5 separate regions of the Mus musculus genome follow, and all the other regions are linked to region 5. A link is a loop called in an ENCODE intact Hi-C map of the cell type or tissue named here. Cell type or tissue: heart. All regions are shown on one strand. Links, peaks and the distances in the headings refer to the core of each region. The heading gives the core; the rest is flanking DNA.

The links. Hi-C counts contacts between places; a loop is a spot of excess contacts. Peaks named below come from ENCODE experiments on the same cell type or tissue, not always from the same donor. Only the 100,000 strongest peaks of a DNase experiment are listed, where the experiment ranks them.
Region 1: it touches region 5 in a loop (2.4-fold over the local background); 9 of 42 quality-filtered maps call a loop at or near these places.
Region 2: a loop joins it to region 5, with 4 times the contacts of the local background. A loop is called at or near these places in 16 of 42 quality-filtered maps.
Region 3: a loop joins it to region 5, with 2.5 times the contacts of the local background. A loop is called at or near these places in 4 of 42 quality-filtered maps.
Region 4: a loop joins it to region 5, with 2.5 times the contacts of the local background. A loop is called at or near these places in 3 of 42 quality-filtered maps.

The regions. Positions count from the first base shown.
Region 1 is chr7:45,077,485-45,083,348 of GRCm38, forward strand. It overlaps Nosip (nitric oxide synthase interacting protein), which reads left to right. Exons shown (of 9, transcript NM_025533.3): 9 at 1-1,019. Rcn3 (reticulocalbin 3, EF-hand calcium binding domain) reads right to left here. Exons shown (of 7, transcript NM_026555.2): 7 at 5,430-5,864. The coding sequence ends at 5,772. Among named protein-coding and RNA genes, the nearest start is that of Rcn3, 12 kb to the right of the region's middle. In heart, for the core only: CTCF peaks have their summits at 1,223 (motif pointing right), 2,537 (motif pointing right) and 3,493 (motif pointing right); DNase peaks (open chromatin) are centred at 1,257, 2,537 and 3,787.
Region 2 is chr7:45,160,264-45,166,127 of GRCm38, forward strand. It overlaps Slc17a7 (solute carrier family 17 (sodium-dependent inorganic phosphate cotransporter), member 7), which reads left to right and starts at 3,658. Exons shown (of 12, transcript NM_182993.2): 1 at 3,658-3,881. The coding sequence starts at 3,820. In heart, for the core only: a CTCF peak has its summit at 2,106 (motif pointing right); DNase peaks (open chromatin) are centred at 338, 1,868, 1,998, 3,664 and 1 weaker place; H3K4me3 peaks cover 1,795 bases; H3K27ac peaks cover 1,231 bases; H3K27me3 peaks cover 1,859 bases.
Region 3 is chr7:45,364,372-45,370,235 of GRCm38, forward strand. Ppfia3 (protein tyrosine phosphatase, receptor type, f polypeptide (PTPRF), interacting protein (liprin), alpha 3) reads right to left here and starts at 2,648. Exons shown (of 30, transcript NM_029741.2): 1 at 2,288-2,648. Lin7b (lin-7 homolog B (C. elegans)) reads right to left here. Exons shown (of 6, transcript NM_011698.1): 2 at 5,756-5,864; 3 at 5,544-5,615; 4 at 4,770-4,979; 5 at 3,933-4,096; 6 at 3,520-3,627. The coding sequence ends at 3,606. Mtag2 (metastasis associated gene 2) reads left to right here and starts at 1,790. Exons shown (of 2, transcript NR_015480.2): 1 at 1,790-1,903; 2 at 3,005-3,577. In heart, for the core only: CTCF peaks have their summits at 1,757 and 3,114; DNase peaks (open chromatin) are centred at 1,800 and 2,790; H3K4me3 peaks cover 2,843 bases; H3K27ac peaks cover 1,515 bases; H3K27me3 peaks cover 2,881 bases.
Region 4 is chr7:45,245,553-45,251,416 of GRCm38, forward strand. The region is part of intron 1 of Slc6a16 (solute carrier family 6, member 16); the gene reads left to right. Among named protein-coding and RNA genes, the nearest start is that of Gm23585, 6.1 kb to the right of the region's middle. In heart, for the core only: a CTCF peak has its summit at 2,260 (motif pointing right); no DNase peak of the experiment used is centred there.
Region 5 is chr7:45,296,850-45,302,713 of GRCm38, forward strand. It overlaps Gm39006 (a long non-coding RNA gene), which reads right to left and starts at 5,511. Exons shown (of 2, transcript XR_882064.2): 1 at 4,984-5,511; 2 at 2,310-4,376. In heart, for the core only: CTCF peaks have their summits at 3,090 (motif pointing left) and 3,637; DNase peaks (open chromatin) are centred at 3,102 and 3,632.

The sequences.
Region 1 (5,864 bases), core at 836-4,835, 220 kb before region 5:
TGGGATTTACTCAGTCACTTAGGACCAGGCAGAAACCCCGGCGTGAACCTGTGGGTCTCCTCCAGCCTCAGGCAGGACTTGGAAGAGGGTGCCCTGAACAAGAAGTGCAAGTCTCGTGATAGCACTCCCAGGCCAGCTACCTCCCGAGACCCCTAGACATGGACCTGCCCCCACCAAGTGCCCCTCCCCCAGCGATCCCTACAGACCCATTACACACTGCACACTGCTTCACATGCACGTACCCTCCTCCTCTTCTTTCCCTGAACACCTGAGAATATCTCTCAAGAGCCAACTTCCCTTCCCCAGCCCCCTTAAACTTGCTCAAAGAGACGCAGACCACCCTCATCCCTGCCTCCAAGTAAAAATAGCTTTCTTTTCTCTTTGTACTGGCAAATGCACACACTAAGCAAGTGTTGAGTTCCTTAATGTATATCTAAGGGAGGGGTTTGTGCACATGAGTCCAATGCCTGCATAGGCCGTACTAACCTGTCAGACCCCTGGCTCTGGGGTCAGGCAGCCTTGAGTAGCCTAGTCTAGATGCTGGGGGCCAGGCTTGGGTCCTCTGCCAAGAGCAGCAAGCACTCTAAACCACTGAGCCATCTTCACCCCGTGTTTCCATCCCATCACAGAAGAGAACTGCTGCAAAATTGAGGCTACTTTGTGCTGTATAAGACTGCCTCAGAATAAGAGAAACAATTATATACATTTGAGTCCTTAAATCTGGCCAAATTCTTTGTTGTTTTATTTTTCGAGACAGGGTTTCTCTGTGTAGCCCTGGCTGTCCTGGAACTCACTTTGTAGACCAGGCTGGCCTCGAACTCAGAAATCCACCTGACTCTGCTGGGATTAAAGGCGTGCGCTACCACGCCCGGCTGTTGGGCAAATTCTTGATGGAAAAAACCAAAACACTGGCCATGCAGTGATGAGAAGATGTGTTCAATGTGTGGCAACTTGTGTATTTATAATTTTACATCCTGTAAGTCTGTTGCTAATATTTAAACAAAACGTATATTCCAGGCATAGTGGTGTGCGCCTGTAACACTGACCCCCTGCTTTCACTGCCCTTGTCGCACATTACCGGAGTGTGTGGGGGCACCTGGGTCTTTCCTGTGTGCGTAGTTTGCTGCTTTGTGTATAATTTTGATAAGATACTGTCAAGGACACAACCTTTCAAAGATTTGGAAGGGCCTCTTGGCCAGTAAATCAGATGTCCACCTGCGGCCACTAGAGGGCAGAACGTCACTGCCGATGAGAGGCTTAGAATTTAAACAGGCTGGGGCTGAGAGTCCACAGACTGGAAGGTGTGAGTTCAGATCCCTGTAATGCTAGCATCAGAGACGAGGGTCCCTGGGGTTTGCTGATGATCCACACCATCCCATTCCAGGTTCAGTGAGAGACCTCCTCTCCCTACGTAATGTAAGCAGTGGGTGAAGACACCCAGCTCTGGCCTGTGGGTGTCACACACAGGGACACACCAAATACAGATGTTACCCAAGTACGTAAAGTAACCAGAAAGAAGAAAACATCAGAAAATTTGGAGACCCAACATTTAGAAAATGCCAAGTTGCTTTTAAATGGTGTGTGCTTTTAGCCCAGGACAGGGTCAAGCCATGACTACCAAATGCCAGTGCAGAGCCCAGCCAGGGCTGGCGGTACACACCTGCCATCCACCAGCAGATGAGGAAGGGAGAGGGATGACAGGAGTTCCGAGAAGAAAGCTAGGGAGGTACCCCAACTATATTGATTAAAGTCCAGCTGAACCCAGTTGAATTATATTTGCTGTTTAGGGGTTCAATCCAAGGAACTCAGCAAGGAGTGGGGTGTGGTGGCGCACGCCTTTAATCCCAGCACTCAGGAGGCAGAGGCAGGCAGGTTTCTAAGTTCGAGGCCATCCTGGTCTATAGAGTGAGTTCAGGGCAGCCAGGGCTACATAGAGAAACCCTGTCTCAAAACAAAACAAAACAAAACAAAACAAAACAAAAAAACAATTTTCTCCTGAAGAATAAAACAGACTCAGGTTCGACTACTGTCAGCCTGAGAGGGAGTGTGGCTCAGTGGGACATGCCTGGGATGCCACAGTAAGAAACTGGAGTGTTGTTAGAGGGTAGAGCTCAGAGCCTGGGTCCTAACTCTGGTAACCCTGACCCAATGCTTTAAGACCCATTACTTGGTTTGCTAACTTTTAAAGTTGACAAGAATAAAACTCCTAAATCCTTAAAATCCACATGGTGGGAAGAAAACACCATCACAACACATCGTCTGACCCGCACACACACAAAAAAAATTCAATAAAAATAAACAAGATGCGGGGTGTGGTGGTGCACGCCTTTAATCCCAGCACTCACGAGGCAGAGGCAGATGGATTTCTGAGTTCGAGGCCAGCCTGGTCTACAGGAATATACAGAGAAACCCTGTCTCAAAAAAAACCCCAAACAAACAAACAAGATAAACTGCCTTGAGATACTGAACCCCCCAGGGAAGCATCACGCAAGCCCCTGTAAGAGCCAGTGATTTCCCAGCCGGTAGTCCCAGAACTCGCCAGCAGAGGGCACGCGCGCCATTCCATGCCTTGGTAAGTAATTGTGTCTGCTCCGGAATACACAGACTGGGCTAAATTGGATGACATTTCCACCGGCACTTGGGGACTTTGAAGTCTCTTCTTCTGAGCTGTATGTCAAAGCCCTTGCGATGTCACCACTTTTTCTGAAGATGAGCACTGTAGATGTTATGCAGTCTGGAATGTTTAGGAAGGCACTGGCCTGGCATGGACCTCATTAAAAAATTCTGGGGTAGCCGGGCGTGGTTGGTTACGCCTTTAATCCCAGCACTTGGGAGACAGAGGCAGGGGATTTCTGAGTTCGAGGCCAGCCTGGTCTTCAGAGTGAGTTCCAGGACAGCCAGGGCTACACAGAGAAACCCTGTCTAGAAAAAACAAAACAAAACAAAAAAATTCTGGGGTTCCAACTGGGCATGGTGGTGCACACCTTTAATCTCAGCACTCAAGAGTCAGGAGAAGATTGATGTCTGAGTTCGAGGCCAGCCTGATGTACAAAATGACTTCCACGTTAGCCAAGGCTGCACAGACCGGTCTCAAAAAAAAAAAAAAAACAACAAAAAAAAAAGTTCTGTGTCCAATCTTCCAGGCAATCAGGCTTACTAGTAAACACCTTTACCCATGTGCTGGGTCGTCTGGGAAGAAAGAACCTTTTATTATTTGTTTATTTAGGAAGAGTCTTTTATTTGCTTGTTCGTTTATTATATACATTGGTTGTGTTGTCTGAGTGTGTGTGTGTGTGTGTGTCTGTGTGATCCCCTGGAAATAAAGTTGCATAGACCGTTATGAGCTGCTGTCTGGGTGCAGAGCCTTTGGAAGAACAGCTAATGCCCTTAACCCCTGAGCCATCTCTCCAGCCCCAGGAAGGAAGAATCCTTTTTTTAGATTTGTTTATCACGTATACAATGTTCTGCCTGCATGCATGCCTGCATCCCAGAAGAGGGCATCAGATCCCATTACAGATGGTTGTGAGCCACCATGTGTTGCTGGGAACTCAGGACCTCTAGAAGAGCAGTCGGTGCTTTTAACTGCTGAGCCATCTCTCCAGCCCCAGGCAGAAAGATTTTAGTTGAGAAAAGGCCTCCATAACGTTGGCATGTAGACAAGTCTGTGGAGTTTTTCCTGAATGATGATTGGTGTAGGAAGGGTCAGCCCATTATGGGCGGGGCCACCCTGACCAGGTTCTTCTGGGTGCTGTAAGAAAGCAGGCTGAGCAAGGCCTGGGGCACAAGCCAGTCAGCCAGTATCCTCCAAGGCTTCTGCATCAGCTCCCGCCCCAACTTCCCGGAATGATGAGCAGTGGTCTGAAATAAGCCTTTTTTTCCTCAGGTTCCTTTTTCTCACAGTGTTTAATCCCCAGGACACTTGCTGAGCTATGCAGCCAGCACCCACACCCCACTGCTTATTTTATTTGTGTGAGTGTGTAAACGAGTGCCCTGAGAGGCCAGAAAATTCATGAGATTGCTCTGGGATGGAGTCCCAGGCACACGTGAACTGCCTGGCATGGGTGCTGGGGTCCCAACACTAGGATCCATCTGCAGGACACACACACACATACACACGCATGCACATGCATACACATGCATGCACACACATGCACATACACTTTTCTTTCTTTCTCTCTTTTTTTATGACTTTTTCTTTTTCTTTTTTTTTTTTAGATTTATTTATTATATGTAAGTACACTGTAGCTGTCTTCAGACACACCAGAAGAGGGCGTCAGGTCTTGTTAGGATGGTTGTGAGCCACCATGTGGTTGCTGGGGTTTGAACTCAGGACCTTTGGAAGAGCAGTCAGTGCTCTTAACCGCTAAGCTTGCTCTCTCTCTCTCTCTCTCCCTTCCAATTCCTTTCTTTTTTTCTTTTATTTTTTTTCCCGAGACAGGGTTTTCTCTGTGCAGTCCTGGCTGTCCTGGAACTCACTCTGTAGACCAGGCTGGCCTTGAACTCAGAAATCTGCCTGCCTCTGCCTCCTAAATGCTGGGATTAAAGGCGTGCACAACCGCTGCCCGGTTGATTGTTTTTCATGACACAGTTTCTCTGTGTGACAGTCCTGGCTATCCTAGAACTGGCTTTGTAGACTAGGCTGGCCTCAAATTCAGAGATCTGTCTGTCTCTGTCTCCCAAATGTTAGGACTAAAAGTGTGTGCCATCGCCTGGCTTTTTTATTTTTTTGCACCCCTTCCGCTTTTAAATTAAAATATAATTACATTTTATTTCCCCCCTTTTCCCTCCAACCTTTTTTTTTAAACAAACAAACAAAACCAAACAGGCCAGACATGAACACCCGGACGTCCTCCTGCGCTAGACTCTGCCCTCGCGTTGCTGTATTACGGGTGTATATCACTCTCCGTGTGGCTCAATGCAGCTGACACAGAGGCGCTTTCCCTCCTCATTCCTGGCTATTCCATTTTCAGAACCCTCACCGCGGGGTGTTTCACTGAGAGCTGTGGTTGTTTCTCCAGCTGTGGTTTTGTGCTTCCCCACCCTGGAGCACTTAGGGGCGGGCTGCATTTCCTGCCTGGCTTTCCTGCGGCCCCCAGGCTGCTGGCTTTATTCTCGGCCTCTGGGAACGCCCTCAAACGTCCACTAACACCCATCTCGCATGCCCAGATGCCCGAGAGCAGTGCTCCTCAACCTTTAACACAGTTCCTCTTGTTTTGACGGATCTCCACCAACCATAAAATCATTTTTGTTGCTATTGCCTAACGGTGATTTTGCTGTTATGAATCGTAATGTATGTGACCCTGTGGAGGGGACATCACCGCTGGACTACGCCCTCTTGAGGCCCTCCGCACTCAGCGCCAGCATGCTCCTCCATCTCCTCACAGTATCCTTCCCCCCACCCACAGATAGACAGACAGACAGACAGACAGAGCAGGGGACCCCAGCAACAGCTTTTATTGCTCCTAGGCAGGACAGGTTAGCTTGTGCTGTTGACATTCAGAGTTCAAATTGCGGTTAGGTCAGGATGTGGCCCCGCGTCAGTGCTGGGATGCTATCAGTGGGTGTCACTTATCTTTGAGTGCCTGAGTATCCTGGGCAGGTTGGGGGGTCCCAGGGTTGGTGACAGGGGTCTCAGGGAGAGAAGGTGACTGAGGGCCCAAGAACCAGGAACACCAGAGCTGAGTCTGTGTCCTGGGGGCGGGGCTGGCTGCAGTGGCCCCGCGGTTGTCCCCCATGTGGTCATGTGGTCGGAAGTCTGAGAGACATGGGGATCAGAGCTCATCATGGTGCCTTGTCAGGTCCTCACCGTAGTTGGTGGCCTGGCTGCCCACAAACATGTTCCAGTTGCTCAAGATCTCAGCTTT
Region 2 (5,864 bases), core at 196-4,195, 140 kb before region 5:
GCATCCAGGCTCACGCCGGCCCCACCTTCCTAGACAAGACTCTTCCCTCATTGTCGTCCAGCAGTCCCACAGAATAATGGCCCACCATACCACTGACTCTTGCTTCTTTGAGCTCCAGTGCCTTCTCTAGAGTGTCCTGTGGAAAGTTCCTAAATGGCCATCCCCAGTACAGCGTGTGCTCGCTTGGGACTGGGGCTTGTTCTGTCTAACTTCTACAGCCAAGCTCAAGCAGTGTCTCTAGGCTCTCCTGCCCCATACTCTGTCAACTTTCCATTCTTGGTGCCAGGCTTCATATCACAGGCACCCCCAAGTTGAGGTCCCAACCCCCCAGGCCTCACTACCTCGCGGCTCAGCATGTCCTGTCCCCTCTTTAGGACACTCCACTTTACTTGCCAACATTCTTTTTCCTTTCTGGTGCTGAGGATGTAGCCCAAGTCTCTAATGCCAGGTATATTCTGGGCAGGCAGTGGTGGCGCTCACCTTTAATCCTGGACTCAAGAGGCAGAGGCAAGTGGATCTCTGAGATTGTGGCCAGCCTGGTCTCCAGAGTGAGTTCCAGGACAGTCAGGGCTACACAGAGAAACCCTGTCTCAAACTTCCAAACCAAACCAAACCAAACCAAACCATCTCTCCAGTGCCAGAAGCTGATTCTTGACAAAAGACAGGCCATGACCTTGTCTCAGACTCAAGCATGCTTGTTTCAAATGTGCTTTGAGATTCTCTGTCCTAGGTCAGGCTGCCCCCCTGGCCCTGCAGAAGAAAGAAGGAAAATAGAAACAGTTAATGATATTAAAAGCATCAACCTGGGTGTCCAGATATGGTGGGTAAAGCCACTTGTTGCTGGGTCTGATGACTGGAGGTCCCTTCCAGGAACTCACATAGGAGAGGACTGACGTCCAAAAGTTGCCCTCTAACCTCCACAAGTACACTGCAGCATGGCTGCCTGAGTGTGTGCAGTTACGCACGTGCTACACACACACACACACACACACACACACACACACACACACACATTAACACCACACAGGGAGGATGTCAGCTATATGCCCCCCCCCCATATGTTCAGAAGAGGGTGCCAGATCCTCTGGTTGTTAGCAGTCATAGGCGCACTGGGAACTGAACCCTGGTCCTCTGTAAGAGCAACAAATGCTCTTAACTGCTGAGCCAGCTCTCCAGCCCCAAATATGTAAGTTTTAGTTTAGTTTTTGTTTTTTGTTTTCTCGAGATAAGGTTTCTTTTCGTAGCTCTGGCTTTCCTAGAACTCATTTTGTAGACCAGGCTGGCCTCAAATTCAGAGATCTGCCTGTTTCTGCCTCCTGAGTGCTGAGATTGGAAGCATGCGCCACCACTCATGGCTTATGTATAATTTTTAAAGATTAAGCACAAAAGCCTGGCATGGTGGCTCATGCCTTTAATCGGGGCATTTGATTTCTGTGGGCTTAAGGCCAGCTGGTCTACAGAGTGAATTCCAGGACAGGTAGGACTATGTAGACAAGACACTGCTTAAAAAAATAAAAAATTAAAAAATAATCCAAAGTTGAGAACATTGCCATACAACTTCTGAGAAAAGTTGGTAAAGTCAGAAGGATGACCGTTCAGAAGCCAGACATGGTGGGTATGCCTGCAATAACATTCTCTGGAGGCGGAGGCAGTAGGATAAGTTCCACACAAAGTCTGTACAACCGCCAGACTTGTGTATCCTGCTCCAGGATGCGAGCAAGCAAACTGGAGACCCCTGTCCACGTGAGGGCGCCAGGAAGCTTTAGACTCTAAGGCTTCTTAGCTAAAATTGTATCTCCTAGAACGGGCTAATAGAAACGTGCAGTGGTGAGGAGAACGAGCCTAACTTCCAAGCGCAAAGGCCACTGGGGCTTGTAGTCCAGACTGAGGGCCTCCCTGGGCAACCTAAGGTCTAGTTTCTAGGTCCTAAAAAAGCTCGAAGATTGGGTGCGTTCTTCCTTTCTCCGTCGCCATGGTGATGGTGCGGGCGACGGCCCGGGATTTGGCAGCCGCAGGGCCCCCTTCCCACACCCTCCTCCTCACCATCTGCTCCTCCCTCACACCTGGCCGCGAGCCGCGGACGCCACCTCCGCACGCAGTCCGGGACTCCATGGCCACCAGGTGGCGCGTCTGCGCGGCTCAGCCTGCTGCCCTCCTCCCCGGGGACTTGTCAATCAGAGACAGAGCTGAGACCCACCATCCCCGCCCGCCACTCGATCGGCTTCGCTGGTCCCCTCCTGGGCCGGGTCATGAAAATTTAATCCCAAATGCATTTGTAGCCTGACACGGGGAGAGAGACGGTGGGAACACCAACACCCTGCTAAGGCATAGAACTTGGGATGCACTGGGAGAAGCATTGGCGTGGAGTGCTTCAGGGCCATTTTAGAGTTGGGGTTACCCCCAAGGGATGGGAGTGGAATTTACGGGTGGAAAGAGGACTTAGTGGGTGGGGACAGATCGTGGAGCCCGAGTGGAAGTCACTGCTGGGACACACATGGAGGAAGGAGTCAGACTCAAGGGGAGGAGCCAGGCACAGAAGGCAGAGACAGAAGATAGACAGCAAGTATGTAGGACTCCAAACATACTTGGGGAGCAGGGACAGAACTCAGAGGGAGGAGACATAGCTCAGTTGATGGGGCCCAGACTCAAAAGAATATCATAGAGTCTAAGCAACCGGACACACTCTTGGGAAGTGAGGAAGGACACCATGGGGCACGAACGGCAGTAGTGGTGAGCCTGGTTATAGCTAGCAGAGTTCAAAAGGATGGAAGGAGAGGGAGTTGAAACTCAGGGAGAGAAAGATGGGGTGCAGATTAAAAAAAAGTGAATTCAAGGGGAAAAGTGGAACCCGAAAAATGAGAGAGCCAGTCCAGTTCAGCGGCACGCCTGTATCCCCAGTATGCCCAACAAAGGAAAAAGGGGGCCGGAGAGATGGCTCAGCGCTAATAGGCTGCACTCCAGAGGACCTGGGTTCAGCTCCAAACACCCACATGGCAGGTCACATCTCCTCCAATGCCAGTAGGCATACAAATAGTACACAGATATATAATATGCTAGCAAAACATGCATACCTAATTAAACTTTAAAAGAATAAACTTTTTTTTTTCGAGACAGGGTTTCTCTGTATATCCCTGGCTGTCCTGGAACTCACTCTGTAGACTAGGCTGGCCTCGAACTCAGAAATTTGCCTGCCTCTGCCTCCCATGCCTGTGCCTTGAATTCACACAGATTCACTTGCCTGCCTCCTGAATGCTGGAATTAAAGGTGTGCGGCACTCAAAAAAAAAATTTTTTTTTTTAAAGAAAAAAAGAGTGAAGGAGAGGAAGCAAGCCAAAGGTCGGATGGGAATAGAGCTCAGAAGCAAAGAGATCTGGGAAGAGACTCAAAGAGCTTGGAACGTGCAGAGTATCTGGGGAGTGTATTATAGTGGGGAGCGAGGCAACTCGGAGTTCAATCCCAGGGACGTGGCCTTGGGGTGGACAGGTGGAGGCTCTAGGATGGAAGAGCTGAAAGAGAGAGGGGTCTAGCCTGCAAGCCAAGCCAAGAGAAACTGGCCTAGCATCTCCAGGTAGCCTGTTGGAAGGAGAGGGCGGGTCCTTCCTACAAGGGGTGGGGCCTCCTTTGGTGGGCGTGGATGCCCCGCCCCGCCCCGACGCTGAGTCCGCTACAGCCCCGGGCAGCGGGCACTCGCAGCCTGGTTCCCCCCCGAGCGGAGCTGCGGGGCCGGGCCGGGCCGGGGCGGACCCCGGGATCCCGGACGCGGCCGCCCGGGCCCGCGGGCGGGGGGATTGGCAGGGGACCCGCGTGGGCACAGCCACCATGGAGTTCCGGCAGGAGGAGTTTCGGAAGCTGGCGGGGCGCGCCCTGGGGAGGCTGCACCGGTGAGCCTGGTGGGGTTCCTGGGAGGGTAAGGATGAGGATGCCCCCTTTCCATCTGAGAGCAACTGACAGAGGGAGAAGAGAGGCGACACCCAGGCACAATGTGGGGAGGCCCACCCATCTGTTCAGGATTCCGTCCTGTCAGTGCTGTCCTTCCACTCTGCCTAGTTCATCATCGCTTCCCCCTCCCCCCTGGTCCCCCGCACCTCGGGCTCGACTTTTCTTTGGGATTGTGTGTCCCTCCCTATTCTCTGGATCTCTGTCCACCTGTCTTCTCGGTCTTTTACTTTAGATATGTCCTCTCTCTGGGTTCTTCTTCCCACTGGGTGTCTGTCCCCTCTCTCTGATTAGGAGCCAATGCGGGCGCCCACTAGCTGTCCATCAGTCCTGACTCTGACTCTTGTATTCCCCTTCCTCTCTTCTTCCCTGGACCTCTGGTCCCCACTTTGATCTGTCTCTCTCAGCATCTCTGACTGTTCACCCGCTATCTCCCCACCCTGGCTCTCTCCACCTCTCTCCTCTTTCTCAGGTTCATTCCCTAGAGGCTTTTAATCTGGAGCTAAAGCGGATTGGGGCTGTTAGTTCTTGTCCTTGAGGGGGGTTAATCTGAGAGGGAAAAACTGGGGTATCCTAGGTTCTGGGGGTGAGGGGGATGAAGGGAGTTTCAGGCCACAAAACCAAATTAATCTTGCGGGTAATATGGACTTCCCAAGGGATATAAGCTAGAACTGGGCGATATTTGCTCCCACCAAGGGCCATGATTCTAGTGACCCCAGTGTCCCTTGAGGTAGCCTGGACACCTCCCAGCCTCTCACCCCCAACCCCAGCTCTGGCTCCAAGTCAGAGAAATTACTCAGCTCTTGAGAGGCCTAAAAATATCTATCCACAGTGCGGGGAGGAGATGGCCTCGTGGGCATAGTGCCCTCCACACAGGGCCCTAGTCCACCTTTACATGTTCCTCAGTCCATCTTACTGGGCCACCCGAGGATTATGCTAGTGATGGTCCAGCTTGCTGTACCTCACCTCCTAGATCCAAAGTTAACCCCAACCTCTAGTAACATGAGAGGGATGAGGTGGACAGAGGAAGGCAGGAAGGTGCAGTGTGTGTATGTGGCGGCGGGGGGTGGGGGGGAGGCGAGCTGTGGAGGGGGGAGCTGAGACAGCTTCACCTCTTCATTTTCCAATTCCCAGCCCCTCCCCACCCTTTTTTCTCGCCTCCTTTCACGAGTTTCTCAAAATACACCAGCGTGAAGTCAGGGGAGCTAGAGAAAGATGTGCTGGTGGAGGGGGCTGGGAGGGGGGTGACAGCAGGAGACAGGTGTTCCTCAGGCCCCCTCCCTTAGCCTCTCTATCTCCCCTCTGGGTCTCCAGTCTCACCTTCTCTTTCTGAATTCAGAAACCCCAGAGACAGGAGAAGCAGCAGAACATTGGGAAGGGGGGCAAGCAGTTATTTGCAAACAAAATCCCGAGTTTACTTTGACAGTGGGGGGTATTATTGGTACACAGGTCATTCTCCTTCCCAAGTCCCAAATGAGAGCTCAGAGCGATAGATGCTCCTGGAGATGAGTGCTGCTAGCTTAGCGGGGAGGGGGGGTCTCTTGGACCAGGTAACCCAGGGTGACTTGGGACAACGCGGAGGAGCCAGGGGTCCTTGCTTCTTACAGCCAGGCTCCGGCACGGTATTGCTGGAGGCCAGGAGCAGATCAGGTCCGCAGAAGAGTGTGACCTTGGACCTGGGAGCTCTGCTTTTGGAGTCTCCGTTTCCTACCGTAGGAGACCAGCAAACTGCCAAGGCATAGGAAGACAGAGACGCAGGCAGTGGACAGATACCTAGGGAGCAGTTGAGACACAGTCTTCCTTTGGGGAAACTCCGCCTAACCCAAGGGACGAATTCCCTCACCAGATCCTTGGCCTAGTTGGGGTCATCCAGAGAGGAGATGGGAGTTTTCTGTGACTCTTGCTATTTGAGACAGGATCTCCTGAAG
Region 3 (5,864 bases), core at 1,182-5,181, 67 kb after region 5:
GAGGACCTGTGTTCAATTCCTAACACTTACCTGGCAGCTCACAATGGTCTAATTCCAGTTCCAGAGGACCTGGCACCCTTGCATAAACATATATGCAGACAAAACACTAATGCACATAAAATAAAAATAATTAATTAATTAAAAAAAAGACTGTGCACACTAGAGTTCCAAAGAATACTAGACTATTTAATTGAAAATGACACATTCTGCAAGTTAGAATATCCTGGGAAGAAGGGAATCTAGAACATCAGCAGACGTGGCCCGAACATAAAACACATCTACAATGGAAACTCAGCAGATACTAGTCTTTAAGGGTGGGCATAAAGTGAGCCCTTTTTGTAATTGGTCAAGTGCTAGTAATTGAAGCCTGGCCTTTGTGCATGTGAGGTAAGTGCTCTGCCCCAGCAACAACCCCAGCCCCTGTAGCTAGAAATATAGGGCATGTCTGAGGAGAGGCCTGAGAGCAGAGAATGGCTTAGGCATGTTGTCTAGATATTGGTAAAGACCAAAAAAGAAAAAGAAGGAAGGGGAAGAGGAGAAGAATAAATAGAAGAAAAAGAGGATGAAGAGGAGGAGGAAAAATGTAGACAACATAGTGAGTTCTAATCCAGCCTGGGACGCATGGCAAAATCCTGCCACTGGGGATGGGAAAGGAGCAAGTAAAAAAAAAGACATGCTTAGAAGTTAGTTCATGGCCTTGAAGTGGATCACATGCCTTGGTGAGGACGGAACAGGCACATCATCTGGAAATGTTCTGGAACTTAGGATCTTGAACATAACACAGGGAAAGGACACATTTTTAACTAGAAGTGCAGAAAGACAGCTGCCTGGTTCCAAATAACCTCGTGAACCTTGATCCCAAAACACACCTGGAGGAAAGGATGGCTGTTTGGTACTTGGAGTATGAGACATCAGATATTACCATATGGGTCTCTAGAGGCAATGAGATGCCAGAAATATCCAGCTTTGGGGGAGAGGAGACTCTGCAAGTCTAGCACCTGAGATGATAGAGCAGATGATAAGTGCTCGTTAAAGCCATGGGAGATGTGAAGTTGAGGCCACCAAGACATGAAGATGGGAGTGGAATGCAGAGCCAAGGTCCAGACTTTTGAATCTACCTAGGGGTGAAGAAACTTAGAGCCTGACTGTTTGGTGGGAGTGTAAGCCTGGGTGGGTGGTCTGATGGACAGGACACTCACCACTGTCAGAGATTCTGGGTCCCTGAGATGAGTGTTTGTTCAGGTGGAGGTTATAAGATGGGGGTGAGACACTTAGATCTCCAAGGGGGAGTGAGGACAGAAGCAGAGGAATTGCATTCCAGGTCTTTGAAAAGAAGTCATGGCGCCTGAGTCTATAAGGCAGCAAGCAGGTGCTGGTGTACCAAGAGGCTGGTCATATTTGTCTGCGGAGGGCAGGGGGGAGCTGTTAAAGTAGGTGCTAAGTGGGGAGGTGGGGGCAAAGGCTAGGAAACTGGATTCCCCGGGTGCTGAATAAGGTGACAGTGATTAGTCAGGGCCAGCAGATATATGGACACTAACAGCTTTTCAGAACCAGGTGGGAGCGGGAGGCTCCATGCCAAGGTTTCTAAGTGGCCTGGGCAGGGACATTCACAAGCTCTATGTAAGTGAAGCAGCTAGAGTCCCAGAAAGCTAGAGTGCCTAAAGATGGGCCTGAGAGCCCTGCGGCCCATCTGGGAGGGGGGCGCCGGGGAACCCCAGGTCAAAGGCGCGGTGAGGGGGAGGAATCCCCACACCACCTGCACCCCCCTCCTCCCTAGCGGCCGTGGAAGGAGATGGGGGAGGCGAGGCTACCGAGAGCTGACCATGGACAGCTCCGGCGCGGGCCTGTGTCCAGGGCGAGCCGGCCTGGACCGAGGAACGTCTCCGGTTGATTCAACCAGAAGGTGGGGGACGCAAATGGGGGAACGATTTGGACGCAATGGAGGAAGCCCCACAGCGGTGACCAGGGTCTGGAGCTCCCAGGACTGGGCCCAGAGGATGGATCTAGACTGAGGGATCCCCTGGGCTGAGCTGAGGGATCCAGGCTTCTGGGCCCTGGAGGAGGCACAAGGAGGTAGCCCGCCTGAGATACTAGGGTTCGGCGGGGCACTCTCAGCTCCGGGAAGGGACACGCCTGGGTCTCTTGGGTTGGCTTGTGAAATCTGGACTCTGGGTTCCCTTGGGATGAAGATGGGAATGTAGGATTTCGGGCAAGCTGGTCGGAAACGCTAGCCCAGGGGTCCCCAGGGTGGGCGCTGCCGGGCAAGCTGGGCCGGGCTCTTACCTACCTGGTCCGCGACGACTGCGGGAGGAGCTGGGCTGCAGGAGGGACGCGGGGTGGGGTAGGGGCACCGGGCGGGGCCCCTGGCGGCGGCCGGGGCCCGGATCTGGAGCTCTGGAACCCTGTCTACGCCGCTAGCGCGGGCTCAGCGTCTCTTGCTCCGGCTCCAGCGCTGGGGACCCCCCTCCCCCTCACGGTCTCACAGCCTTCTTACTCCCTAAAATAGCCCCCTGCCCTTGTCACCGTACAGCCTCCCCCCGCGAGGCCGCAGTCGCCAGATCCAGGGGTGCCCACCAGCGCCCCCCCAAATCCCACCTTCTCCCCCCCCAAAAAATTCTCCTCCCTCCCCCTCCCCCCCCACAGATCCCGGGCGGTCGTGGCCCCTTTAACAGAAGACTGACGGACGGTGCTGAATGGCCAATGAGAATTGGCCTCCGTGCCGGCCGGCGACCAGACCCCGCCTCCACATCGGGAGGGAGGGGCCGCGCGGGCGGAGAGCTGGGGGCGGGACTCATGGTGCAGCGACCAATAGGCATGCAGCGTGCGGCGGCCTGGGAGGGAGGCGGAGCCCGGCAGAGGATGATGTCACCTGAATCTAGTAGCGCGCAGCATGGAACGCGAGTCGCGACCCCGGGTCCCCACGGCGGCGCGCGTCTCACGGGACACGAGGGTTGGGCGGCGGGATAGGAATTCAACATTCAAGGTGGGATTTTTTTTTTTTAAGACAAGGGCGGCTCCCGGAAGGATGTGCTCGGTTGGAAGGTGAGGCAAGTGGACGACGGGTGGCGAGTGCGTGTTACTCTGCACCCCTGCGCCCGTCTAGGGTACTGCATGCGCCCCACCAACCCGACTCCTACGCAGACGGTGGCACGGCCCGCAAGGGTTCCCCCAGTGGATGGTTCGCTCCGCCCCGCCTACAGAGGCAATGATCAGGCGGCTTCTGCTGGTTTCAAGACTCCCGCGTCCGACTCACTGGAGACCTTGCCAGGCCTTGGCCTTCCGAACCTCTTAAGGGTTGGGGGCAGTGGTCTTTAGTGGTGCTCCCTGGCGCTCACATAGACGCAGCCTTGGGTCGGGCTAGTCTCTGGGACACCGGCCAGCCTCCGCCTTCAGAGCTGCGCGAGCGTTGTCTATCATGGTACACAGACTGGAATGAGCTTGTTCTTAACCTCAGCTTCACTGTCCTCCTCCCCCACAGAGACTATTCCAGGATGCGCGACAGACACACAAGACACTCGGTGAGGGTTAAAGATCTTTAAATAAGGAGCCAGTGACAATAAATAATACTGTACAGGGGAGGAGAAGGAGGGTCCTGGTCTGTGATTTCAGCCTCGAGACTCCAAGGACCTGTGAGGGTGTAGAGAGGGGAGTTTTAGACACAGGGTAGGTTCAGGGGTGGGGTGGGGGAGGGCGCGTAAGATGTTCAATGGTGGGGTTCTGGAGACAACAGTTCAGAAAATCAGGCACAGGGCTTCTGGAGTTGGGGAGCCAGAGGGTCCCAGGGCCTTAGCTACCATGGCAGGAGTCAAAGGTCAGAAAACCCCTGGTGGAGAGCCAGAGATAAATGTTGAAGGCCGCTGTGCTCACTGGCCTGATTTGGGTATCTAAGGTTGGGGAAGGCAGCAGGGAGAGGATGGTGACTGGAGGCTCACGTGTAGCTGTGGTGCTGCTGGCGCCGACGGGCAGATCGCATCTTCTCGAAGCGGGCTTCCATCTCCTCCAGCACCCGAGGAGTGTAGCGCACCACCAGTTTCACTGAGCCCTGTGCAGCCTTCAGGAGTTCCACCGCCTTTTCATGGTGTTCGCCTTCCACACTCTGCAGGGCAGGCCTCGCACAGACTGCTGGCCCAAACCGCTGCCCTTACCACCCTACCCAGGACATGGGACCAGTGGATAGTGACACGGCTGCTGGGGTCAAGTCTCCAAGGCCTCATATCCCTCTAGTGGATCACCAACTTTAGGCACAGCACCCACAACCTAAAAACTGCATGTCAAGATAGCTTTGAGTCCCAGTGTCCTCAATGAACCAGGCCACTGAACCTGTCCCAAAAAAGTCTGTCTACACCCCCTAAGCTTATTGATCTCCTGCCCTCACTGCCCAGGGCCAGAAGCCGGGCTTTTCTGGAGAGACGACCTCCTCGGTGGTGTTTCCTTGGATTCTAATCACTGGGGTTTCAGGATGCTGACTGGCCCAGACATCAGGCAGAGCCAGCCTTTCTCCTCATCTCAGGGACCATCTCTGTTCCGAGCCAGAACCACCCCTCCACATCTTAGTTCAGAGAAGTACCCAACCTTCAACCTCCAAGCCAAATATTCCTCCTGAAAACAACTGCCATCTTCTACACTGGGCTGCTATCCTAGCTAGGCTCTCTGAAGTCCTTGAGGGTCAGCAGTGTACCCCACAGTGCTGTCTCCAAAGGCTGTGTTCCCTGTGTAGAGGGAATGTGACCGTCCAGGGCTGCCTTACGGACACTACCAACCCCACTCACCACACCATTCACAGACAGCAGCTGGTCTCCCCTCTTGAGGCCACCATGGCGATCAGCCACGCCCCCAGGGATGACTCGAGAGATATAGATGGGTGAGTTCTGCTCCTTGCCACCCATGATGTTGAAGCCCAAACCCTCATCAGTCTTCGGTAGTTCCACGACCCTGGGATGTGCGTGGCCCTCACTGGCCGTGAAAGCAGCCACTGTGGCCTGGAAGAGAGAAGACGCCTCAATGAGAGAGACCCTCTTTGAGACATGGGCACTCCAGCCAGCGTAGCCGCAAAGATCAAGTAGGGGAACCCTGACACAGCTCAACAGGAGGCTACCCTATACTGACTCCGACCTGTGAGAACCCTTGCTTTCTTCCGAAAGTCAGGGAGAAGGGCATCCTTAGTACTTAACACCTGCCAATCTTGTTCTCAGACAAATGGAAACAAGTGCCCCCCCCACCTCGGGGGTGGGGTGGGGTGATAGGGATCAGGTGTAAATCTTGAGTCTGCAGGCAGTAATAAGTAATAAGCACTGCAGTTTGGAAAGGTGTCCCTGTTCACAACATCCAACAGGATTGCCTTTTAGGGTCATCTTACCGACAGGAAAGTGAGGCCAGTTTCCAAGCCTGTTGCTAGAGAGAATCTCATGTGCATTCAAGTTAAAAATGTGCAGTTATTTAAAGGGCATTATAAATAAATCTTCATAGGGTGGCACAGAGATGCGCTGATGTGAAGGAGGGCACTGCTTTCGTGGTCACCCAGAGCTACCGGAGCAGGAGCTTACCTTAGCTGTGGCATGAGCCCGCACCTCGGCGCTGCCAGTGATGTCCAGCGTGTCATAGAGCTGTTCATACACCTGGGAAGTCGGGGACACGGCAACGTCAGAGAGCTGCCAGTCCACAGCCCTGGACACCGGTGTCCTCGTCCGCTCGCCCGTCGCCGACCCCGCCGCAGAGTGCAAGGAAACTACAACTTATACAGAACCAAGATGCTCACCTCGCGGATGGCGGAGCAGAAGCGACTCTGCAGGACCCGCTGCAGGGCCTGCAGCTTCTGCGGGGGCAGCTCTCCGCTGCGCTGCAGCCGCTCCAGCAGCTCCACAGCC
Region 4 (5,864 bases), core at 746-4,745, 52 kb before region 5:
TGTTGTTCTGGATTGTTCTATCTATCCTGGGTTTTGTGTTGAAGTTTGAGTATTGTCCTTTCAAGGTCTGTAAAGTATTGTGTTGGATTTTGTTTGGGATTGCACTGAATATGTACATTGTTTTTGGTAGGATGGCCTTTTTACTGCATTAATTTTACCAACCCTTGAGCATGGAAGATTTATCTCCTGATATCTTCAATTCTTCCTTCAAATCCTCCACATTTTTGTTTTACAAGTATTTTCCTTGCTTGGTGTCTTAGTCAGGGTTTCTATTCCTGCACAAAACATCATGACCAAGAAGCAAGCTGGGGAGGAAAGGGTTTATTCGGCTTACACTTCCACATTGCTGTTCATCACCAAGGAAGTCAGGACTGGAACTCAAGCAGGTCAGGAAGCAGGAGCTGATGCAGAGGCCATGGAGGGATGTCACTTACTGGCTTGCCTCCCCTGGCTTGCTCAGCCTGCTCTCTTATAGAACCAAGACTACCAGCCCAGAGATGGCACCACCCACAAGGGGCCTTTCCCCCTTGATCACTAATTGAGAAAATGCCTTACAGCTGGATCTCATGGAGGCATTTCCTCAACTGAAGCTCCTTTCTCTGTGATAACTCCAGCGGTGTCAAGTTGACACAAAACTAGCCAGTACACTTGGCTAGATATTTTATATTATTTGTGGCTATTGTGAAGTATGTTGTTTCTCTGATTTTTCTCATCCTGTTCATTATTTGTATATAGGAGGGCTATTGACATTTTTAAAGTTACTCTTGTATACACCCACTTCCATGAGGCGTTTATCAGCTGTAGGAAGTTTTCTGGTAGAACTTTTGGGGTTGTTTATTTATATTGTCCTATCTGCAAATAAAGACAGTGACTTCATCCTTTTCAATTTGTATTCACTTGATCTCCTCCAGTGGTCTTATTGCTCTAGTTGGAACCTCAAGTACTATAGTAAATAGATAGGGAGAGACTGGGCAGCCTTGTCTCGTCCCTGATTTTAGTGGAATTACTTTGAGTTTCTCCCCATTTCATTTGATGTTGGCTATAGCTTCTGTACATTGCCTTTATTGTGTTTACGTCTATGCCTTGTATCTCTGATCTCTCCAAGAGTTTTCTCATGAAGGATGCTCGTGTCCATCAAAGGCTTTTACAGTGTCTAATGAGATGACCATGTGTTTCTCTTTTCTTTCAGGTTGTTTATATGGTAGATTACACTTACAGATTTTGCATATTGAATCATCCCTGAATCCTCGTGGATGATCATTTTTGATATATTCTTGGATTTGGTTGTGAGTACTTTATGTAGTATTTTTTTTTTCCACCTACGTTCATAAGGGAAATTGTTCTGCAATTCTCTTTCTTTATCAGGGTGACTGTGGCCTCATTAAATGAATCTGGAAATGTTTCTTCTGTTTCTATTTTGTGGAATAGTTTGAGGAGCATTGGCATTAGCTCTTTTTTGAAAGTCTGGTAAAATTCTGCACTAAAACCATCTGCCCTGGGATTTTTTTTTTTTTTTTTTTTTTTTTTTTTTTTTTTTTTGGTTTGGAGACTTTTTTTATTTTAAAGGATTTATTTATTTATTATATCCAAGTACACTGTAGCTGTCCTCAGACACACCAGAAGAGGGCGTCAGATCTCATTACAGGTAGTTGTGAGCCACCACGTGGTTGCTGGGATTTGATCTCAGGACCTTTGGAAGAGAAGTCAGCGCTCTTACCCGCTAAGCCTCCTTTCCAGCCCCAGTTTGGAGACTTTTAATGACTGCTTCTATTTCCTTAAGAGTGATGGGATTATTTAGATAGTTTACCTGATTTCCTTTAACTTTGATAAGTGGTATCTGTTCAGAAAATTTCTTTTTGATTACCCAGTTTGGTGGTGTACAGGTTTTTAAAGTCCTTACAGTTCTCTGAATTTTCTCAGTGTCTGCTGTTGTCTCCCTTTTTGTCTCTGATTTATTAATTTGGATATTCTCTCTTTGCCTTTTAGTTAGTTTGGATAAGAATTTGTCTATCTTGTGGATTTTCTCAAAGAACCAGTTCTTGGTTTCATTGATTGTTTCTATTCTCTTTGTTTCTATTTTATTGATTTCAGCCCTGAGTTTGATTATTTCCTGTCATCCACTCCATTTGGGTGCTTCCTTTTTTTTTTTCCCTAGAGTTTTCAGGGGTACTGTTAAATTGCTAGTATAAAAGTGCTTTAAAAAAAAAAAAAGATTTATCTTATATAAGTACACTGTAGTTGTCTTCAGTCACTCCAGAAGAGGGCATCAGATCCCAGTACAGACAGTTGTGAGCCGCCATGTGGTTGTTCGGAATTGACCTCAGGACCTCTGGAAGAAAAGAGCAGTCAGTGCTCTTAACTGCTGAGCCAACTCTCCAGCCCCTCCTCCTTTTTTTTTTTTTTTTTTTTTTTTTAATGTAGGCACTTAGTGATCTGAACTTTCCTCTTAGCACGACTTTCATCATGTCCCATAAGTTTGGGTATGCTGCATATTCATTTTCATTGAATTCTAGGAAGTCTTTAATTTCTTTCTTTCTTTCTTTGACCCAGTTTTCTTTTTTTTTTTTTCTTTTTCTTTTTTTTTCTTTTTCGAGGCAGGGTTTCTCTGTGTAGCCCTGGCTGTCCTGGAACTCACTCTGTAGATCAGGCTGGCCTTGAACTCAGAGATCCGCCTGCCTCTGCCTCCCAAGTGCTGGGATTAAAGGCGTGCACCACCACTGCCCGGCACCCAGTTTTCATTCAGTAGAGTTGTTCAGTTTCCATTAGTTTGTAGGCTTTGTGTTGTTTCTGTTGTTGCTGAAGTCCAGTTTTAGTCCATAATGTTCTGATAGGATGCAGGGAGTTTTTTTCCATTTTCTTCTATCTTTTGGGACTTGCTTTGTGACCTAGTATATGGTCAGTTTTGGAGAATGTACACTCTTTTGTGTTTGGGTGATTTGGTTCATAATGTCTGTTAGTTCCAGTTTAGTTTTTGGGTGGGTGACCTGTCCATTGGGGTATTGAAGTCTTCTAGTATCATTGTGTGAGGATGAATGTATAAACTATGCTGTAGTAGTGTTTCTTTTCTTTTTTTGTTTTGTTTTTGTTTTTGTTTTTTGAGAGAGGGTTTCTCTGTGTAGCCCTGGCTGTCCTGGAACTCACTTTGTAGAACAGGCTGGCCTCGAACTCAGAAATCTGCCTGCCTCTGCCTCCCGAGTGCTGGGATTAAAGGCGTGGCCCACCACTGCCTGGCTTGTAGTAGTGTTTCTTTTACACACGTGGAGACCCTTGCATTTGGGGCACAGATGCTAAGATTTGAAACACCATCTTGATGGAGTTTTCCTTTTGAGTATGGAGCGTCCTTACCTCTTTCTTTTGCTTAACTTTGGTCTGAAGTCTGTTTTGTTAGATACTAGAATGGCTACACCAGCTTGTTTCTTAGGTTCATTTGCTTGGATAATCTTTTCCCAACCTTTTACTCTGAGGTGGCGTCTCTTTGATCCTGAGGGTGTGTGTGTGTGTGTGTGTGTGTGTGTGTGTGTGTGTGTTTCTTGTATGCAGCAGAAGGATGGATTCTGTTTTCACATCCATTTTGTGATCTGTGTCTTTTTACTGGGAACTCAATTCATTGATATTGAGACATATCAATGACCAATGATTGTTAATTCCTGTTTTCTTGTTGGTTTTGTTGGTGGTGGTAATGTGTGTATGTGTTTCCTTTTTGTCTTGCAGGTGTGAGGCTATTTTCTGTGTGTTCATGGATGTAGTTAACCTCCTTTAGTTGGAGTTTTCCTTCTAGAACCTTCTGTAGGGCTGGATTTGTAGATAGATATAGTTTAAATTTGACTTTATCGTGGAATGTCTTGTTTTCTTCATCTATGATGATTGAAAGTTTTGTTGGATATAGTAGTCTGGGCTGGCATTTGTGATCTGCTGGACATCTCTCCTGGTCCTTCTGGCTTATACAGCCTCCATGGAGAAGTCGGGTGTAATTCTGACAGGTCTGCCTTTATATGTTACCCGCTCTTTTTTCCTTGAAGCTTTTAATATTCTTTCTTTGTTCTGTATGTTTAGTGTTTTGATTATTATGTGCCAAGTAGACTTTCTTTTCTGATAATCTGTAACTATGTGGGCTTTTTCTAAGCCCTGCCCAGTTCCTGAATAATGACACAGAGACTTATGTATTTATGGTGCTTATGGCTTTAGCTTAGGCTTGCTCCCCAACCAGCTTTTCACTTATATTAACCCATTTATATTATTCTACATCAGCCACTTGACTGGTTAGTAAGCTCTCCTCAGTTTCATAAGTCCAGCTTCCATGAGTCTGGGTAACAAAGCTCTCCATGCCTAACTCTTTCTCAGAGTCCCTCAATCTGCCAGGCATCCCACCTTCTAGTCTGTCTTCTGCTATAAGCCATAGGCTTTTCATTTTGGTCAGTCAGAAGGTGCTGTTGGCAGGCAAGGAACGAAAGAGACACATCTTCACATAGTGTACAAAAACATCACTCCAACACAGTCTGTATGGTGTTCTGTATGCTTCTTGTACCTTTATAGACATTGCTTCCTTACGTTAGGAAAATTTTCCCCTATGGTTTTGTTGCAAATATTTTCTGGGCCTTTGAATTGGGATTTGAATTTTCCCCTAACCCTTTCCTTCTTTTCAGTCCTTTCATGGTGTCCCAGATTTCCTGGGTGTTTTGTTTAGTGAGAAATCTGGAATTTTGGTTCCTTTAAAAAATACAGAAATGTTATAAGAATACGTTTTCTTTTCTTTCTTTTTTTTTTTTTGGGCACACTTTTTTTTAAAAAAGATTTATTTATTATTATACATAAGTACACTGTAGTTGACTTCAGACACACCAGAAGAGGGCGTCAGATCTCATTAGGGGTAGTTGTCTATACTGAGGCATAGAACCTTCACAGGACCAAGGGCCTCTCCTCCCATTGATGACCGACTAGGCCATCCTCTGCTACATATGCAGCTAGAACCACGAGTCAATCCATGTGTTTTCTTTGATTGGTGGTTTAGTCCCAGGAAGAATACATTTTCATTTTTTTTTATTTTTTTATTTTTATTTTTTATTATATGTAAATACACTGTAGCTGTCTTCAGACACACCAGAAGAGGGAGTCAGATCTCGTTACGGATGGTTGTGAGCCACCATGTGGTTTCCGGGATTTGAACTCAGGACCTTCAGAAGAGCAGTCAGGTGCTCTTACCTGTTGAGCCATCTCACCAGCCCCTACATTTTCATTTTAATTCCAGGTGAAGATACAGGGCTGCTTTGCCTCAGCTGACTGTGATTTGCCTTGGGCTCTAGCAGAAGCATGATATCTGCTGCAGATAAATTCTGTGATCGTGTGATGTTGGAATTCTGGGAACTTTTCAGAGGGTACATAACTGCCAGGGTGAGGGATTGGATGTGGTTTGTTATAAGCTGTGCTCAAGAAACAATAAAGAAGAGCTGGGCAGTGTGGTGCATGCCTTTAACTCCAGCACTCTGGAGGCAGAGGCAGGCAGATTTCTGAGTTCGAGGCCAGCCTGGTCTACAGAGTGAGTTCCAGGACAGCCAGGGCTACACAGAGAAACCCTGTCTGGAAATACCAGGAAAAACAAACAAAAAAACCAACCAACCAACCAAACAAACAAACAAACAAAAAAACAAGAAAGAAATTAGATCCAGAGACCTCTCCCCTTCTTTCTCTCCTATCTAGTGATAGGAGGTGAAATTGAGGGGGATAAAGGTTGGAAAAAGAAAGTCAAAAGAGAAGCTACAGTTCTGTGTCAGGGATTTTTTAGATTTAACATTTTCTTGGACGGATGCATCCATTTCTTCTATCACATTGGCAATGCCCGAGATTCTCTCTTCCATCCCGTGTATTCT
Region 5 (5,864 bases), core at 1,247-5,246:
TAGGGTCCAGCTGGCAGAAGAGTAGTATCAGAGAAGACAGTTGGTGCTGGAAGGAAGACTGAGTAGGGCTGAAGAAGAGATTGAGCAGAGCAAAAATCAGAGACAGCAATCCTAACTCAGGAGAAGCTGAGCTGAGCCAGAGGAGGAACCCACAAAGAACCCACTAGGGAGGGGGAAAAAAAGACAAGCAGCTACACTGGCATAGCGGTGGGCATCTTCAGTCTCAGCACTTGAAGAAGAGACAGGCAGACCGCTATGAGTTTGAGCCCAATTCAGTCTACATAGTGAGCTCCCAGACAGCCAGGCCTATGGAGTGAGACCCTGTTTCAAAACAAAACAAATGGTCAAAAAGAGCAGAAAGACAGCTCAGGAACAAACATGATGAGGTAGTAATTCCAGCACGCCACACTCCGGTGCTGTATAAACTGACACCTGACAGAGTGCGGAATGTTTCCGGGGAAGGTTTTTACTGTAGATATGAGAGAGCAGCCAGAGGCATATGGAATAGTCACAGGGGACTATTTGAGGTGTCATCAGCTCAGGCCAGGCCTAGTGTCATGCTCTCTTACTGCTGCCTGTGCATCCAGATGTAAACCTCTTGGCTATGTCTCCAGCACTGCATCTACCTGCAGCCGCCATGCTTCCAACTTTATATAGTAATGGACTGAACCTCTAAAACTGTAAGCCAGCCACAATCAAATGTTTTCCTTTATAAGAGTCTCCACGATCATGGTGTCTCTTCACAGCAATAGAAACCCTAACTAAGAGACAGGGAATAGAGAATAGAGAAAAGAGAGAAAGGGTGGCCTAGCAGAGCAAGGGTGTGGTGGTTTTAGCAAATATGGGGTGGGGGGTGGGGCATTCACCCATAGGGAGTGGCACTGTTAGGAGGTGTGGCCTTGTTGGAGGAGGTGTGGCTTTATGGTCTCAGAAGCTCAAGCCAGTTCACTCCCTACCTACTGACCCAGATGGAGAACTCTCACCTCCTTCTCCAGCACCATGTCTGCCTGCACACTGCCATGCTTCCTGTGTGACAATAGTGGATTAAATGTCGTGAACTGTAAGCCAGCCCCAATTAAATGTTTTCCTTATGGGCGTTGCTGTTGTCATGGTATCTCCTCACAGAAATAGCAACCCTAACTAAGACAGAGAGTATAGCCAAAATTAGCAGAGTTATAAGGAGAAGGACTAAGCCGGGCAAAGGAAGCCAGTGAGCTGGAGGTGAGAAGAACTAACCTGGACTCTGAAATGGATAACAGGTACTCGTGATGCTGAGAGAACCTGGAGGCCGGCATGAGCTTGAGTATGATAACAGGCACCACAGACAGCCATTTGTCCCTTCTGCTCGAGGAAGGGGGAATGACACTTTTTGCTAGAGGGACCTGGCTTCACAAGTTCCTGGAGGATGTTGGTGGCTTTTATCTAACCACTAGAAATCCTCCTATACTCCAAGGTTGAGCCCGTTTCTGGACATTTGGAGTTTGAGGGAACTGGAGTCTCCTTTGTACCTAACAAAGATATTAAAGCGTGGGCATCACCATGAAGCTGAGGTCAGCAGTCTAAGTGATATAAAAGTTGCAGGCCAGACTGGGCAACAGACTAGGGAACTGTCTTAAAAATTGCAGCAGGGAGAAGAAAGGAGGGGCCTGCTTCTCTCTCTGAACAACCCCGGCTGTGCTGTTAAGGCTGGGGCACGAAGGTCTTTTTGCCCACAGATCACCAGGGAGAGATTCATAAGGAATGTTAATCACACAGGGGTGTTTTCTCAAAGGAGAGAATGCCTACTTTCCTGTCCAGAAAGCTGGGAGTGGATATCGTTTACGCCCCGGGGACTTTTTTACTCTCTGTGGAGACAGGCCTCACCCAAATCCCCCAGAAGGACTATGGCAGACTCTCCCTCCCTTGACCACTATCTTTAGCTCCCAGTTACTAGAACCCATCTTAGGGGCATGTCACATGTGCTGCCAACCTCTGTGCCACCCATCAGAGGCCACTGGGGTGACTCCAGGAAGCAGTAGATCCAAAGAGACCCCATCAGCCACTGTGAGCTTCGTGTTCACCTGTGACATCATCACCACCACCTGCCCACTCAGCATCGTCATGCGACACATCACTACACAGCCCTGGCTCTCCTGGAACTCACTCAAAGTCACAGAGATCCTCCTGCCTCTGCCTCCTGAGTGCTGGGGTTAAAGACAGGTACCAGTTCCACCTAGCTAGTCACTCCACTTTGTTTTTGGAGACTTGCATATTAAGCTGTGAACACCCTCAGCAAGCAGTACGGGCTAAGACCTAAAAGGTCAAAAAAATTTCAGTTCTGCAGGACATATGGCCTTTACTGTATATTCACATTAGGTACAAATACATGTTAGCTTGTGGACCAGGTGACTGGCCAAATTTATCCCAGTCAGTCCTTTGCTGATCTAGAGCCATGTGAGTTTAAGGAAAACTATGACTCGACCAAAGTGTGTGTGTGTGTGTGGTGGGTGGGGGGTTGATACATAGGACTGAACTAAATGTCTGGTTCATGCTCACTGGGCGACTCTAGGCAGGGGCTCTACCCCTGAGTCACACCCCCAACCCCTCATGCAGCTAACCTAGGCAGGAAATCTCCCCCCTGAGTTACCTCCCCAGTCTTATTTGTTGTTTTGTTGTTGTTATTTTAACTTTGAAATAGCTTCACTAAGTTGCCCAGGCTGACCCTTGAATTCATTCCATAGCCCAGAATAATCTCCCTCAGCCCCTGAGGGCTGCGACACCTCAGTAGACTGAACCGACTTCTCTGTCAGGGTGTTCAGTGAGTAAAGGCACATCAGCCCCAAGAAACAACAGGCAGCAGGACCTGGAATTTTCAAACGGTTTATATAGCTCTCCCCCTGCTTTGGTCTGTTACTATGCAAAACACAACCAAGAAGATATGAAGTTTCCTGGGGGTGGCCACACGCATTAACAAATGGCATAAGCTGCGTGAGCCCAGAATTGAGGCAAGTGGAGTTCCAGTTCTTCTCAGCTGAGTTTTGGCCAGTCTATTCCTGTTGCTGGTGGTGGTCACATAGTGTAGAGAAACCTTCAACAGAGACTGGTGGATGCTGCCACCTAGCGAACACATCAGCCCTTACCACAGTCCCAACCAGTCATTCAAGGGGTAGGATGTCTGTGAATTGAGGAACCAGCAATGTGGGGGGTGAGGAGGTGGCTAAGATTTTATTCAAAGGGACAAAGGGGTAGTTGCTACTTTTTCATGCCAAACCGAGATGACCTAGTTGTGGGAGTGTGGCGAAGGTGTATGCCTATAATCCCAGCTTTTGGGTGGCTGAAGATGAAGAGTGATGAGTTAGAGGCCAGCCTTAGCTACATAGCAAGGCCTTATCTCATAAATAAATAAAAATAAACAAACGTCCTGAAATAGTCCGAGGACTGGACATGGTGAGTTCTTGAGCACAGAACTTACATTCAGCAGTTCCCAGCCTTGTAGTAGTCAGTTTTCCACTAACTAATCCTGAAACGGGGGTGTGAGATAGGGAAATCAAAGTCTCTGGGCTCCAGCCTGACTCTGCAAGGATCTCTAGAGAATGATAGAGGCCATTCTCCAAATGCATGTGCTCGCAGATGCATCTGGCAGGTGGCGCTGTTGTGATGGAAAGCGGCATCTAAAGGATTCCCTGAAGGTGAAGACACCAAAGCTGCCTTTTCCTTCTTCTCTGTGGGGTTCCAGATTTTTCAGGTAGCATGGGAGCAAAGAGCAGTTCCTGACCTGGAGGATCCCCTGGTACCCAGGAAATAGAAGCCTCTGCAACAGCCGCTCATGCCACGCTTCCATGACAACGGAAAGCCGGGCGGCTCCACTGGCAGTCCTTTCCCACTGTGAGCCTCATCAATTGGATTTGGGCATTTTCCCTGCTATAGGCAAACCTATAGTCAATAATTATAGCTTCAGCCACCAGCCAGGAGCATGGATCGTCTAGCGTGCTAGAACAGTGAAGATCATGATGAGCTTCCTTTGGGGGCCCCAGTAAGGGTGCCAGGGCAGCCCCTAGGACCTGCCTGCACTAGGAAGAAGGATCCCGCTCCATACCACAGCCCTCATCCACCATCAGCCTCCAGCCTCAATATCATGCCCATCACGGTGACCAGCTTGGCCCAAGGAGGTATCATGAGCACTTTGCCAGGAGCACTCTACACTGCTGTTGCTATCCTGTCCTGAGCTCCTTGTGTTTGGGTGTGAAAGGTGTTCATGTGCTTGAACATCTGTTGTCTCCAACAGGTCGCATCCTTTGGGAAATAGTGGGACTTTTGGTGGTGAAAAGCTGAAGACAGGAAGTAGGTCGTTGGGAATGAGGCTTTGAGCGGATCCGTTTCCGGCGTATAGCTGCTTCCTAGTAAGCCATGACATGAACGGGCTAACACCACAGATTCAATATAACCATGCTACCCCCACAGCAGTGGACAATATTCCTTAAAATCATAAGCCAAAATAAACCTCTCCTCTGTTGCTTCTGTCTGTACTTTTGTAACCCATACAGACCCTTGTTCCTGGTCACCCCCTCCACTTGTCTGACAGAAATCCCAGCTAGATCCTGGCCAGGCTCCTCTCATCCCGACCTACAGAGCTCCCATTCTCCTATAGCAGGAAGCCACCCCTCACTAAAAGTACATTTTCCTCATCAACACCGTCACGTCTGGGTTTTTTGGTTTTGGTTTTGGTTTTCCAGATAGGGTTTCTCTGTGTAGCCCTGGCTGTCCTAAAACTCACTCTGTAGACCAGGCTGGCCTTGAACTCGGGAAATCTGCCTGCCTCTGCCTCCCAAGTGCTGGGATTAATAGGCATGCGCCACCACTGCCTGGCCAGGTCTGGGGTTTGACTTTGCCTTGCTTACAAGTTAGTCTAGTGTTGTGTTATAGATGCAGCCAAAAGGCATAAGACTCCAAGATCAGAGAGGGGGAGGGGGCTCGCCTTTTCTCAGTTCAGAAAGTGGTACTAACACATGAGCATTGGTTTCCCTGGACTCCACAGTGCCAAGGGATGTAGTAGACATTGAGGCTCCTCCATGGGGTCCTGAACCAAACTCCTGGACTGAGTTTAAAGGATTCTTACAAACAGATCCACTCAAATTTAGCCATCTGGAGTGACATTTCTGCCGACGAGATATGCTGGTTCCTAGATCAAAAAAAGCTCAAGGGGTCTGGGGAGGCAGCTAGCACAGTTTCCTAGAGTCCAGAGAGAGATTAAGAGAGTAGCCCAGTGGTAGAGAGCTCCTGTCTAGAATCCCCCAGGGAAGGGCTGGGCCACCATTACGTGGTGCTGGAAGATGCTTGCTGTAACCTGAGTTTGATTCCTGGGAGACACGTGGTAGAAGGAAAACATTGCTCCCTAACTTGTCACTCTGATCTTCATCCATACATTGTGGCATCAATACGACGACCTACACAGGCAGGAACGAACATGCACAGGCACATACACACACACACACACACACACACACACACACACACATACACACCAACACACACACAAAATAAAAATGGAATCTTTGGGGCTGGAGAGATGGCTCAGCGGGTAAGAGCACTGATTGCTCTTCCAGAGGTCCTGAGTTCAAATCCCAGCAACCACATGGAGGCTCAAAACCATCTGTAATGAGATCTCACACTCTCTTCTGGAGCTTCTGAAGACAGCTACAGTGTACTTACATATAACAATAAATAAATAAATCTAAAAAAAAAAGGAATCTTTAAACATCTAAATTCCTAGCACCCAAGAAAAATGGATCTGCCCTCCCTTGATGCACTCTAGGAAAAGTCGGATTTATGAACCAGACAACACAAGGCCAGCCACACAGAAGGCAACATGTGTCAGTGAGTGCTAG